Linked DNA regions of Homo sapiens: regions 1 and 2 are each linked to region 3. The links are chromatin contacts, found by Hi-C in ENCODE. All regions are on one chromosome and are shown on one strand. The core of a region is the stretch at or near the end of the contact, and the rest is flanking DNA. Distances in the headings are between cores, read along the strand shown.

Evidence for each region. Hi-C counts contacts between places; a loop is a spot of excess contacts on that map. Pooled maps may share reads with other maps.
Region 1: a loop to region 3 is called in a pooled map, with 7 times the contacts of the local background. The contact joins the promoter of B4GALT1-AS1 here to the promoter of PLAA in region 3. A Hi-C loop is called at or near these places in 7 of 50 pooled maps.
Region 2: a map with no recorded cell type shows a loop between it and region 3 (4-fold over the local background). The contact joins the enhancer-like site here to the promoter of PLAA in region 3. A Hi-C loop is called at or near these places in 2 of 37 single-sample maps with no recorded cell type and 2 of 50 pooled maps.

Annotation. Positions count from the first base shown.
Region 1 is chr9:33,165,438-33,169,784 of GRCh38, forward strand. It overlaps B4GALT1-AS1 (B4GALT1 antisense RNA 1), which reads left to right and starts at 1,511. Exons shown (of 3, transcript NR_108110.1): 1 at 1,511-1,609. B4GALT1 (beta-1,4-galactosyltransferase 1) reads right to left here and starts at 1,899. Exons shown (of 6, transcript NM_001497.4): 1 at 1,321-1,899. The coding sequence starts at 1,732. RefSeq lists silencers at 1,651-1,924, 1,683-2,082 and enhancers at 1,750-2,315, 2,233-2,332, 2,316-2,880, 2,403-2,482.
Region 2 is chr9:21,829,398-21,834,304 of GRCh38, forward strand. All of the region lies in intron 4 of MTAP (methylthioadenosine phosphorylase), which reads left to right. Among named protein-coding and RNA genes, the nearest start is that of MTAP, 29 kb to the left of the region's middle. RefSeq lists enhancers at 2,535-2,844, 2,712-3,911, 4,161-4,300. Within about 2 kb of position 2,819, at least 8 of the 41 ENCODE cell types and tissues checked have a DNase peak (open chromatin) inside an H3K27ac peak, as active enhancers do.
Region 3 is chr9:26,945,560-26,950,335 of GRCh38, forward strand. It overlaps PLAA (phospholipase A2 activating protein), which reads right to left and starts at 1,683. Exons shown (of 14, transcript NM_001031689.3): 1 at 1,338-1,683. The coding sequence starts at 1,486. It also overlaps a transcript of IFT74 not described here. RefSeq lists enhancers at 758-1,433, 1,177-1,436, 1,434-2,107, 1,697-2,006.

The DNA.
Region 1 (4,347 bases), core at 261-2,760, 6.2 Mb after region 3:
GTCTGCTTCCCAGAATAATCATCAAATGCAAAGGAATTTAATTATCTGCTTAAAAAAACAAGCCCCCATTATTACCACAGTTCACGTCTGACCAATTCCAAGATGTTCTTCCCAAACTTGATATGAACACATTGACGCAATTACTGGCGAAATTGAGCAAGAGTATGTAGTAGCCAGGGCTCTGTGGGAAAGTGACAGAAAACTCCTATTGGCAGGATGTCATCCTGCCTGCCAGGGCCCCTCACTTACAACAATTATCTAAAACCTAGCATTAGAAATGAGAAACCACCTGTGTGGTAACCCTGGAAGCAACCTGTGGTTGCCTTGGGCCTGTGGGCCTGTAGGTTACAGGTCAAAGAGAAGTCCAGACTAGGCTCAGCCAGCTGCTATGAGGAATGCAAACTCACCTACTCAAGCTCTCTGCCTATGCTGAAACAGGCTAGAGGTCAGAGTTCAGATCATCTGGGCAAGATAATTGAGACTCAGGCTGCTACCGGAAGTACCAGAAATGGGCAACGTGGTGTTGACTGGTTATATTTTAGCCCTCTAACACCCAGAGTACACAAGCTCTCTGCCCCTGGGAGAGATCCCTGCTCACCTAGGTTTTGGGTACCCATACCAGGAGGAGGCTAGGGGGAAGGGCTCTCGGTCACGATCCACACAGAGGAAGAAATGAACACACAGTGACAATTTACTGAGGGCTTACCCTCATTAATTAAGCCCTTATTTACCATTGTTCACAATATCTTCCAAAACAACCCCTTGAAAGGGTGACCATTTATTATCCCAGAAGAGAAATATGAGGTTCAGAGAGAAGTCACTTGGCCCAAACGATCAGGAGAAAAACCCACTCAGGAGAGTGGCTCTATGGCAAGACACGTGAACCGAGAGGTCAGTCTCCTTCCCCACCGGGAGCCTCACGTCAGTCCCCAAAAGGGAGTGGATTACTCGAGGTCCCTACCAGAGTTCTCAGTGCAAGGCTGCTCGAAGCCCTAAGCAGACCCAAACTCCAAAACTTCCTGAGCCTCGGGCCACAGCAGGGAAGTCTCCAAGGCCTTCTCTGGTTCTGGGGCTAGAGGGGCCTCGGGACTTCCCTGTGCGGTCCCGGCCCCACGCCTCCAACAGGACTCCCCAGGGACCCACCTCGCAAACCTTCTCTCCCATCCAGTCCCAAGCCTCTGTCTGGGATTTAAAACTCTGATCCAGAAGAGGGAGGCTGGCTGTCGTAGAAGAGCCAGCCTGAGGGAATGTCTGGGGGACCCTGTCGGGGAAATCCGGGGGGGTCCCAATCCTCCGACTGGCGCCGACCCGAGTCCTTACCAAGCAGCGGGGACTCCTCAGGGCAGGCGGGCAGCGACAGTGCGGTGGTGTGGGGCACTGGGACCGAGGTCAAGTTGCTAGCGGGGCCAGGGCCAGAATCCACGACTGGGCTGGAGTCGCCACCCGGGCGCGGCTGGGAGGAGGCGCCTAGAGGAGGCGGCGGCCGGGCCCCTCCGGTCCGGAGCTCCCCGGAGGACTGCCCGATGGCGGCGGCACTGTTCGAGCCGCCCTGCAGCGGTGTGGAGACTCCGACCAGTTGGGGCAGGCGGCTCAGGTCGCGGCCAGCCAGGTAGTAAACGAGGGTGACGCCAAGGTGCAGAGCGCAGACGGCCACGAGCAGGCGGCAGGCCCGCTGTAGGGACGCGCCTGGCATCGCGGCGCTGCCGCTCAGGAGCGGCTCCCGAAGCCTCATCTTCCCGCCGCCGCTTTAAGAAGGGTGTGGGCTACAGGAGGGGAGGCGACCCGCCCGCGGGCCGCCCGCCAGGCGCTGCCCCACAGCGGCGACTAGGGGAGGGCCCGGAGCGGGGGCGGGCGAGCGGCTGAGAGCTGAGACTCCTCCAGCCAGCCAGACCTGGGAGCGGCGAGAAGCCGCCCGAGGCGCCGGCGGAGAGGGGAGGGGCGGGGCCCCGGCGAAGGCGGGGGCGGGGCCGGGCGCGGGGTTTTCTGGACGAGGGCGGGAAGGCGGGGCAGCCCGTGGCGGGATGGGCGCGCTGGGCGGGGCCTCGGGAGGGTGGGCAGCGGGCGGGGCGCCGTCGTGGGGTCCCCGGAGTATGACTGCAGCTCCGACGCTTGGCCGCGCACCGCCCTCTTCCTCCCGAGCCTTTGCGGCGGAGCTTCGGTCGCGTTGAGCCGCGCCTCCTCTTCCTCCTCCACGCTGCCCTCGACAGGCCGCGCCACTTCCTGGGGTGCGAAGGGACTCGGGTGCGAGCCTGGGCCTGCAGCGCGGCGGCGGAGAGAACGGAGAGGACAGCTGGCGGGTGGTTATCTGGAGTGGTTTGGGGCCGCGGCGGCGTTCTGGCCAGTGGGCCTTGGTGGGCTAGGAAGAGAGGCAGAAAAAGGTTACCCAGGAAACGGGCTTCGACGCCGGGCGAGGAGTGGCACGTTCGAAACCCCCTCCCTAACTCAGCCCGGCTGGACCCCGCTGCTTAACGGGGGGTCCTGCGGCAAAGAAAGTGGACGGGTTGCCACTTCTGTGCCTCCCCATCAGGTAGCCTGGGCTATAAGGGGCTCTCAGACCAGCTTGGTTCCAGATGTGTGTGTGGCGGGAGTCCTGTATACTTTGAAGAGGAGAGCAGCAAGAAGCCTCTAACTCCCAGGCCAGCGTGCAGGAGATCAGCCGGCGTTACAGTCTACACTGGGCTACCCACTGTCCCATGAAGTAGCAGTTCTCCCCATGTCGTAGAGTGGGGCCCCGGCAGATTAAGAAACTTTCCTAAGAGCCCACAGCTGGCAAGAGGCAGAATTCTGGCTCCGAAACCCATGTTTTCTACAGGTTTACCCTTTGTTGATTTGCAAGTAAGGGCTGAAGGCTGTGTGGGTGAGAGACTTAGGCACTGAAGCCACTTGACCTCGATTTGACCCAGAGGCCTCAGGCCCTGAGTGAGCAGAGACACCTCACCCCAGAGAAAGACTCATGGAGGTGCTGTCAGTAATGTGGATAGGGAAGTTGAGGGCTCTGGCAGCCAACCATCAGGGAATAACAGTAGCTACCTTATTTTGAGAGTTTGCTGTGTGCCAGTACTATCTGCCATGAAGTAGGTGGTGTTACGGTGTCCATTTCACAGATGAGAAAATAAGGCTTATGAGTTGACACTTTGGTTGTGATCATACAGAATCAACTTTCCTCACTTGACTTCCTGGACACCAGGTCCTTCTGATCTTCCTCACTTCACTGGCCATTTCTGTCTCCTCTCTGGACTTCTTCCCCAGTTGCTGAAGGCCCCAGCCATAGTCCATGATGTTCTTTTGTGTCTACACTTACTGCCTCGGAATGATTTATAATATCCAAATGCTGATCACTGATTTGTCTCCAGCCCAGATCTCTTCCCTGACCTCCAGATTCAACTGCTTATTTTACTGGCATCTCAAACACAATACATCTTGCCCTCAGCAACCTACTCCTTACACACCACTCCCGTTCTTACCTCCCTCAGAGAGTGATACTATTGTTTATTCAGTTCCCCAGAATCTAAAAGGTGTCCTTGATGTGCTTCTCTTGCTCTCAATGCCATTTGCAAGCCCTCAGCCAGCTTTGTCAGTGCTACCTTCAAAACATCAAAATTCACCACCAGCCAACTCTGATGTAACCATCCTCGATCAAGCCACCATCATCTTGCCCTGGGTTATATGGCAGCTACTAATTGGTCACCCTGCTTCCACCTCCTCCATTCCTCCTCCCTAGTCTGTTTTCCACAGAGCATCCAGGAAATCTTTGTAAGCATAAATCAGATCATGCCATTTTGTTCAGAACCAAATCCACAGAAACCCTGTTCAATCTGGTTCCTATTTCCCTCCCCACCCACATCTGTCACTCTACCATGCTGGACCTGCCTTAGCCACACTAGCCTGATAGCTATTCCTTGAACTTGCCATATTTCTTCCTGCCTCAGGGCCTTTGTACTTGCTGTTCATTTAGCCTGAAACACTTGTCCCCAATATTTCATTCAATTCAGGTCTCTTAAATGTCACCTTATGACAGAGACCTTTTCAGACTACCTTATGCAGAATGGCCTCCTGCCCAAATCTGCTTAAACTGCTTGAATTTTTTTTTTTTTTTTTTTGAGACAAAGTCTTGCTTTTGTCCCCCAGGTTGGAGTGCAATGGTGCAATCTCACCTCACTGCAACCTCTGCCTCCCGGGTTCAAGCGATTCTCCTGCCTCAGCCTCTTGAGTAGCTGGGATTACAGGTGCCTGCCATCACGCCGGGCTAATTTTTTGTGTTTTTAGTAGAGACGGATTTCACCATGTTGGCCAGGCTGGTTTCAAACTCCTGACCTCAGGTGATCCGCCCGCCTCGGCCTCCCAAAG
Region 2 (4,907 bases), core at 1,569-4,068, 5.1 Mb before region 3:
TCTCTCTCATTCTTTTGTTGTTTTTTTTTTTTGTTTGTTTGTTTTTTTGAGACAGTCCCACTCTGTTGCCCAGGCTAGACTGCAGTAATGCAATCTCGGCTCACTGCAAGTGTGAGCCACTGTGCCTGGCCAGGCTCCTTTTCCCTACACTGCCCGTGTATTCTCTCCAGGGACTTACCTAGAACCACACACATTGGCCTATTGCCGTAAGTTTGTCAGCACGTTGTCTCAGAAAAAAAAAAAAATCCTCATCCTAAAGTGTTCTTCAAAGGCTAGCGAGATTGTTTAATAATACGGCTATTCTTATTTTATAGATGGCCAAGCTAAAGCACATCATTTTCTTTTCCTTCAGTGCCAGCATGAGCAGGGCGGGGGGACCAACCTCAGATTTAAGAAAGACATGTGGCTGATTTTTAGGGTTGTTTTTAGAAACATTAGATTTCTTCTCTAATAATGAAATATACTTTTGAAGGACTCTGACAATGCTGGAAGCTCTTTTAAGAAAAATGTCATTCTTATCTGAAAATCTTTTTTTTTCTTCTCTCTCTCATGCTACATTACAGCTGATGAAGTTAAAAAGCCTGGGCATAAGAAAAGGGGAGCCCTGGGTGTGACTGCCCTGGAAAAAGAGGTAGAGAGTGCAGTGGGTTCAAGTATGTTTGGGTATGTGCAGTCAGTCTTTGTGTCTTTCTCATTCAAGTAAATTCCATAGCAATTAAAGTGAAAATAATCATCTTTCATTTGTGAGTAGAGCATCCATAGAAAGCAACATATATCTTGGTCTAGAACTTAAATTCCAAAAGAATGTGTTATATTTTTCATTTTCCCGTTTTTGTTGCACAGGGACGAGTTTCCTGATGCTTCCTTGCCATAGGCCCTGGGCTCTGTGTGTAGTGTTCTTCCCAAACCAAAAATTAAAAATAGGAAAATCAGAATCTATACCAAGAACTTTGTCTAGGAGGCTTGTCTGCAGTAGGTTTCTTCAGTGCCTATGCCTCCTGCTGGATTGTGTTTGATTAATCCATTTCTTTTAACTTGTACAAGGTCCCCATTGTTAGAGCCACAAGTCATTTGGCCACTGAGGGTAAAAGATGGTTAGGAGTGGGATTTGTTCCACTTCTTTGCAGCGATTAAACAGTCAGTTTGAACTGGGGAAAGTATTTGACCTTTAGTCTGTCCTAAAAGAATGTCATCAGGCTGTTTATACATTAAAAGGCTCTCATAAGATATGTACTCCCAGATTCATAATTTTGGAACTTCTCTCCTATGGTACACACCCTTGTATGTATGCACACCTGGCTCTCACTGAGTCACTTATGGGAAACTGAAGCAAGTTTTTCTATTAATAGGGGAAAAAAGACCTCATAAAAGAGTCAAAGTAAATGAGACTTAGAGAAATGTAGAAGCATGACTATGCATCACTGGGCCTTTGCTTAGTTTTTATTCATCAGCCATGGAGAAGAAAGGCATGACTCTTTCCTGCCTCCCACACCCACCGGACTTGTAAAGCTCGACTTCGATGATGCATTATAAAGTGGTGCACAGGATTGGTTTTTAATGAGATTTTTGCCATTGGAGCAAAGCAAGACTGTTTCCCTGCCAGCTGCTTTATTCAAGTCATGAGGCATTTTGTTGTCTCCTCCTGTACTTGTGGTACATGGGCCCTCCATTTTCTAGCCCAGTTCTTGTTAGATACCTTTGCACATTCATTTGTATGTATGGCAGAACTGATGATATGGCCTTTCTTTCACCCCCAACTACTAACTGTCCATGCCATTAAAGATACATGGACAGGGGATTCCAGCAATTTCTACAGTTGCTCTTCTTTCTCTTTACCATTAATCCTGATGATTGTAGGAAATCAGTACACCATATTTATTATGCAAATCTAAGAAAAACAACTAGATCTATAAACTATTTGAAAAGATGCCCACATTGTATTTTTTTGTTGTTTTTTTAGATAGGATCTTTCTCTGTTGCCCGGGGTAGAGTGCAGTGGCCTGATCGCAGCTCACTGTAGCCTCTACCTCCTGGGCTTAAGCAATCCTCAGCCCGTCTAGTAGCTAGGATTACAGGAATCTGCCACTGTGCTTGGTAATTTTTTTTTTTTAAGGAGATGGGGTCTCACTATGTTGCCCAGGCTGGTTTCAAACTCCTGGCCTCAAGCAGTCTTCCTGCTTTGGCCTCCCCAAAGTGCTGGGATTATAGGCATGAGCCACTGCACCCAGCTACATATTTTTTAGAAAAGGATCAGATGAGTAGGACTTGCTCAACTGCTATCACTGTCAGAAATATCTCAAGGTGAAACTTGCAAACATATCAGTAAGGAGAAGGATGAGATTTCTTTTTTAATAGTCTTCTTTATCAGGAATGTTTTGCAGATATTGATTTTTTTTTTTTTTACAATGAGAAAAATATGACCAAAAACTGAATATTAAAGGAAGCAGAGTGTGATTCCCGGTGCTAAACAGTTTCTATAAAATGTGGCTAATAACATATTGGCCTGTTGTGCCTAAGGCCTGTGTTTGGGTTATGCCTTCTCAAAGAATGCAGTGGAAGAATCTCAGCTTAGAAGTGAGGACATCCAGAATTCTTTCCTGGCTGTGCCGTGAAATTCCTTTGTCACTTAGTGTCCTCATCTGCTAAATGAGGGTGTTGAATTGATTCCTAAAAGTTCTGGTATCCTCCCCTCTTCAGATTATTTCTTCAACTTATTTTCTTGGTAGAACTGGGAGAGGTTCGACTTTGCTTTTGTCACGCATTCTTACTCATCAGGAAAGTCCCGCTATAAACACAGTGCTGAGGGATCAGTTATGTCAGTCTGTTTCCTTCTCCCAGAGACCAGCCCTGCCTTGGGCTTCCCCTAGAACTTTATGTCATAGCATAAAGGCCCGTGTCTGGGCCCTGAGGTTGGGAGTATGCTCTGATGTCAAGTATTTGATCATTCTCTTTCTGCCTCTTGATGACTAGAAAGCGTTTTATGGTAAAGAGTTACGCAAGAAGCCTTTGTTTAGCTCTTTCTCTCATTGCTAAAAATAGTAAGCTGTTTTTAACCCTTACTGTTCTTACTTCTTCTTACTCATTTCCCTCACTCTTTAGCTGAGAATGTCACCTCCACCTTTATAGAGAAGACAGAAACTTAAGCATAAACTCTTCACCTTCCTTCACCTTCCCTTTCCCCAGTTACTTGCGTCCCTGTTCTTTGTCATCCTCTTGTCTGTAGCTGTCCTTGAAGTGGTGTCCACTATTCCCCTGGATGAGGTTCATTCTTACGTTCTGTTCCATAACCTAGTTGTGTTATTAACTTCCCATCATACATCCTTTTATTAAAAATCCTACACTACCAGTTTTTGAGTTCCTATTAGGTGTCACAATCAGTTAATCCCACTTACGGCATACAGCAGTCATTATTCCAGTTTATACTTGAAGAAACTTAGGCCCTTACTATGTTTCTGGCACTGCTTATTATCACAGCTCTAGAAGACATCTTCTATCTACCTTATCCTTCCCTTTTACAAAAGGTGAGAAAACTGAGGCCCAAAGAGGTTGTTGTCACCACCTATGTAGAGTGAGGATTTTTATTTTTGTGCTATTGTTTAGCATGATCTCATGAAATATAATAGAAAATAAGGGGAAACTATGGTACCTGTTTATTGAGCAGCCTTCCTTGACTGGGATATAAACATCCATTGGTTTTCCTCCTTTTTCATGCCACCACAAGCACTCAGGGGCACTCTTGATACCAGAACAGTGGGAGGATCTTAGTGATATTGGTCCAAATTCATAAGTTTTCACTTCTCTTTTTTTTGAGACAAGATCTCACTCTCGCCCAAGCTGGAGTACAGTGGCGCCACAGCTCACTGCAGCCTTTACCTCCCAGGCTCAGGTGATCTTGCCACCTCAGCCCCCCAAGTAGCTGGGACTACAAGGGTGTGACACCATACCCAGCTAATTTTTTGTATGTTTTTGTAGAGACAGGGTTTCACTATGTTGCCTGGGCTGATCTTGAACATCTAAACTCAAGGGTTCCACCCACCTTGGCCTCCTAAAGTGCTGGGATTACATGTGTGAGCCTCACTTCCTTCTGGTTATAGAGACAGAATTGTTCCACTTCTTAGTCTGATGTTTCTGTCAGAATTTTTTCTCATGACTGCCTATTCACGCTGCTGTTTGATTCTTGGGATATATTTTAAATGATGGGTAGATTCACTTCCCCTAAACCGTCCTCCTTATGAGCAGCCGTTATTCTGCTCTGCCAGTAAATTAATTGACTCACGATTCTGCATGTTGGGGCTTGTTGTGGATACAGACCGTATTCTGAAATGTCCTCAGAGGTCGATGATTGTGTTTGCTTCTGCCAGGGGATGGGTGTTTGCCCTCAGCTTGTTTGCAACACCACATTTCCTCAAAGGAAACGTATTAACTAACAGCTATCTTCAAGCCAATGTAAGAGTCTTGATTCAAGAAACAACCTACCAGTCAGTCTATTTCTAGGCTTTTCTCCCTCTCTTTGAAAGTGCCAGTGTTCTTCCTTTCACTCTCTTGAACTCATTTTTCCTGCCAGCACACATCATTTTGTCTCCTTTACTTTTCCATAGGCTGTTTTTTTTTATTTGTCTACTAGCTTTTCTTATCACATATCCCTGCTTGACAACCTTAAGCAATTTGTTGGATACCCTTGATTTGAGGCCCATCAATATGTCATACTTTGGGATTGGCAGAAGAAATGTTTAGAAGCATATTTTCCATAAATGATAGTGACAAGTGCCAAGCACTTGCTTCATGTTGTCTCATTCAGTTTTCACGGGGACTTTATAAGGTAAGTGGGATTACTCCCGTTTAAGGAAACTGATATAACTGAGGTGCAGAGAGACGAGAGTGACTTTCCCAGAGGCACACAGCTAGTG
Region 3 (4,776 bases), core at 433-2,932:
CCTCCAAGCAAACCCACTTCTACACTTATCCCTTCTCAATCTATTCTCTACCATCAGCTAGCAGAAACTTCTCAACACGGAAATCAGATCATGTTGCTCCCTGCTTGAAACTATTTGAAGGCTTCCATCTGCAAACTCCATAACCTGGCTCTTGCCAGCCTCAAAACCTGCCCTCACCTCACAGCTAATTCCCTCCTGTTTGCTCCTCCAGCTGCCTGGAATGCTCTTCCAATTCAATCCTCCCTATTTGCTCTTCCACGACCAGCTCCATCCATCTCATGCTTCAAATGTCAACTTTAAACAAACAACTCCTCAGAGAGGCTTCCTTTAATATATCTCTCCACCTAATTAACTGTATGTTTTCTTCACATGCCAGTTTTTAATTATTTATTGGCTTGTTTTTTAATCTATCTTCCCCATCAGACTGTAAGAAAGCTCCAGAAACACTGGCAACTTGTCTGTCTTTATTCCTCTCCAGTATCCCAAACAAAGAGGAGGCACTCAACAGTTATCAACTGAATTTATGGATGGTGACTCAAATTCTAAAATCTCTAGCAGTGGGAGACCTACTAAATAACAAAATAACTAACCTCAATTTTTCTTTCTCTGAACTGCAATCTGTCTTCTAGGTCTTAAATATCCTGTTACAACCAGCCAAATCAGGGCTGAACCCGTGAACTCGATCAGGACTGATTCCTAACCTTTTTCTTCTTTTTTTTTTTGGTTCGTGAACCCTTCTGATAAATCCTTTGAAGGCAATGGATGCTGCTTCTCCTCAAGAAACAGCACATGCACAGAAACAAAACATCCGAGAGGTTTCACTCCCTCAGGACCAGCACAGACCACAGACTAAAATTCTAACCTGGACGAAAAGAGGATTCACCAGTGCAATTTTTGAGAACTAAAGTCTTCAAAAATTAAATTTTACAGAAGACTACAGAGCATCTTCTTCGAAAAAAAAAAAAAAAGAGGACATTTCAGATGCCTTCAAACTACCTCACTTCGGAGGGTGCAACTGCAATCAGTAAATTTTCAAGTCTAAAAGAAACTTGGGAGATCATCGTCCAAAAACTGAAGGCCCAAAAGGTAGGAGACTCGTCTGTGGTCAAGTTAGCACAACAAGGCAGGTCTTTGGTCCCCCAACCCTGTGCTCTTTCCACTTAAATCCCGATGGTTTCTTACAGAGTTCTAATAGTCTGAGAATTGGAAGGGAGCGGAGAGCAGAGGGAAGGCTGGGGGGAGAGAGAGACGGCAGGACTGACAGGGAAGGGTCACTCTCCTTCCACTCTCCGGGAAGCGTGCAACACAGCCGGGGCAACCCGACTCCCAGCGCTCACCTGTCTGGGGCCCAGAGGCGGGTGGTGCGGTCTCGGGACACGGACACAAAGGCTCCCGGCGGATAGGCGCAGCACACCAGGCCCCGTACGTCCAGCTCGTGGCCCCGGAGCGAGCAGCTCAGCCGGTACCTGGTTGCGCCGCTCGTCATGGCCAGTGTCTGTCTGGCGCCCGGTGCCCAGGCACTGTGCGAGACCAGTCCGCAGGGGCGACTCGGAGAGCGCCGGGCCGCGGCGGGAGAAGAGCCTGCAGGTAAGGGGCGGCCGGAGACCGGAAGAGCCCGAGAGCCGGTACGGAAGGGCGGCTGGGAAGGGGCGCGCCGAGCGGGCCGAGTGACACAGCAAGCCTGACAGGCACTCCGGAATTCATCATCGGCCTCAGCCCTCCATGACGCAGAGTGTGTGCGTCCCAACCGCCGACGCCGATGCGGAGCTGAGCTGGCTTTCCTCCAGGGCTCTGGACTCCCTGCTGAGCAAGAGAGAAAGAGGCCCGCCCTTCCACCAGGACGCCTGACCCTGGGGTCCTTCCCAAACCCGGGTCTCTTCCGACTCCGGGCCCAACAGTTTGTGGTAAATCGGGAAGCGGGCCGGGACTACAATTCCCATAATGCCGCGCCAGCTGGCGTGGACATCCGGCGCGCCGAATCCGGATATTTTAAACCTGAGTCTTTCGCGCTGGGCATGGCGGAATGGCTGAGTGAGGTTGTTTGGTGTCTACTGTTAGGTCATCCTCACTGCTTTTCCCTGAGAATCTCGAGGTTTTTGCAAGTTAACCTTGTTTTTCAATTAAAACGAGAAAGCTTGAGGCCAAATTGGGAACTATTAATCATTGAACTATTCCTCCGTTTCAAGTTATCTGAATCTCCTACTCTCTGTTGTCAAATTTAGCAAATACGGTGGTCCAAGTCAATTTTTTAAAGGTATAACTACTTTTCTCTGGCGGCTTGTTAAAATGTAGATTCTGATTCAGTAGGTCTGAGTTAGAGCTGAGATACGTATTTTTAACAACCCCGCCGCCCACCCACCCGTGGTGCTACTTGCTAGTCATTATCAGACCTTATTGAGTGCCAGGGTAAACATGACCTGTCTCCTTACTTTGTTTTCTTCCCATCCGCTATTCTCTCGCATCCAACTACACTTTTCCACAAACCTTTCTAAATTGCTAAGCCCAATTCACACTTTTCTGACTTCTCCCTTCCTAAAACTCCTACTCTAGGTTTGGAATCACTTTTCCCCTGGTTTGGGAGATCATTCTTGAAATGCTGACTTTTGATACTTCTTTGCTATCATATCCCCTCCCTGGGTGGATTATTTACTACTTGGCTTATTTCTAGAGCTGTATTCCCATATTGTCTTCTCCAAACTCTAGATCTGTATTTCTAGCTATCTGTTAGAAATCTGTACCAATTAGTCCTACTTAAATTATTTCAACATTTCTCTGGCCTTTCTACCCCTTCTCTCCAGCCAATCCTACACATTAAAATATAATTATCTTTCTGAAATATACACTTAATTGTTTTTTCTCTGTTTGACAACCTGTGATGGCTTTCCATTATTTTTTTTTTTTTTTTTTTTTTTTTTTTTTTTTTTTTTTTGAGACGGAGTGTCGCTCTGCTGCCAGGCTGAGTGCAGTGGCGCGATCTCGGCTCACTGCAACCCTCGCCTCCCGGGTTCAAGCGATTCCTGCCTCAGCCTCCCGAGTAGCTGGGACTACAGGAGCGCGCCACCATGCCCAGCTAAATTTTGTGTTTTTAGTAGAAACGAGTTTCACCATGTTGGCCAGGATAGTCTCAATCTCTTGACCTCATAATCTGCCCTCCTCTGCCTTCCAAAGTGCTGGATTATAAGCGTGAGCCACCACGCCTGGCCGGCTTTCCATTCTTATAGTACAGCATTACATAGGGCCTTTCACACAATCTCCCTAATCTGTTTTACTAGATTCATCTCCCTCTGTTATCTCTCTTACTCTAGACATTTCGAATTTGTCACAATTCCCTGAACACATTATGCTGTATGCTCTCCATGTCTCTATGCTCTTTGTACATGCATTTTTTTTTTAAACTTAGAATTCCACTTTCTCCATCTGTCATAGTTCAACACCAGTTTATCTTCTGTTTTTTTCTAGTTCCTCTGGGGAACCAATGCAGTTTTGTCTGTTGTCAATATAGTATTTACTGCATTCTAATATGTTCTTTTATGTCTGTCTTTTCTACCGGACTACATTTTATTATTATCAAGACCTTTATTTTACATGAATCTTAACCATCTAATTTACTGCCTCCTATATAATAGGAAATGTTTTTCAACTTGGTATAGTATTCAGTTTACCAATTTTCACAGTCTCTCATTTAGTTCTCACAATAACCCTGCAAGGTAGATAGTATTATTCCCATTTCACACATGAAGAATTTGCCTTGTTTAAAAAATGTTAATTTGGAGGCCATTAGGTTGAGATAGTTCCAGCTCTGGAGCCCAACTCAATGTAAACAGTAAAATGAAACTTAAGCTTAACTAACAGAAACAGACAAACCTCTAACTAAGGACTTTCCACTTTAACCAATCAAGTAAGTATATTTTCTTAGTCTTGCTTCCACCAACCCCTTATAAAAGTTTTCCCCTCGTGCTGTAATTGCCCCTGTGTTCTTTTACACAGGGAAATGTGTAATTTCACATTTCCCTGTGTAATTGCCTGCTGCCTTCCAAAAAACCAATGCACTGAGAACTACAAATGTTGCAGCAGGGAAAGATGAATAATCACAGGGCCAGCCAACGAGGAGGATGGGAGATATTTCTCAAATCCACCTCCAAGAATGTAGAGACTAGGTTTTTAAAGGATCGGTTGGTGGGCAGGAGGCTAGGAAATGGGAAATGCTAATTGGTTGGGTCAGGGATGAATCACAGGTGTGTCAGAACTATCTTCGTGAACCTGAGTCATTTCTGAGGAGTGGGGTTCACAGGTCCAGGTTGTGTCTGTTGGTCTGCCAAAATGCTAAATTTGAAAAATATCTCAAAGACCAGTTAATTAGGTTTCACAATAGTGATGTTATCTGTAGGAGTACTTGGCGAAGTTACAAATCTTGTGACCTCTGGTTACGTGACTCCAGGGCAGGAGGCTCTATAGAAAAGCAAGCTAATTAGGCTGGGTGAGGTGGCTCACGCCTGTAATCCCAGCACTTTGGGAGGCCAAGGCAGGTGGATCACAAGGTCAGGAGATCGAGACCATCCTGGCTAACATGGTGAAACCTTGTCTCTACTAAAAATACAAAAAGTTAGCCGGGTGTGGTGGCACGCGCCTGTAGTCCCAGCTACTCAGGAGGCTGAGGCAGGAGAATCACTTGAACCCGGGAGGGGGAGGTTGCAGTGAGCTGAGATTGCGCCACTGCACTCCAGCCTGGCAACAGAGCGAGACTCTGTCTCAAAAAAAAAAAAAGAAAGAAAGAAA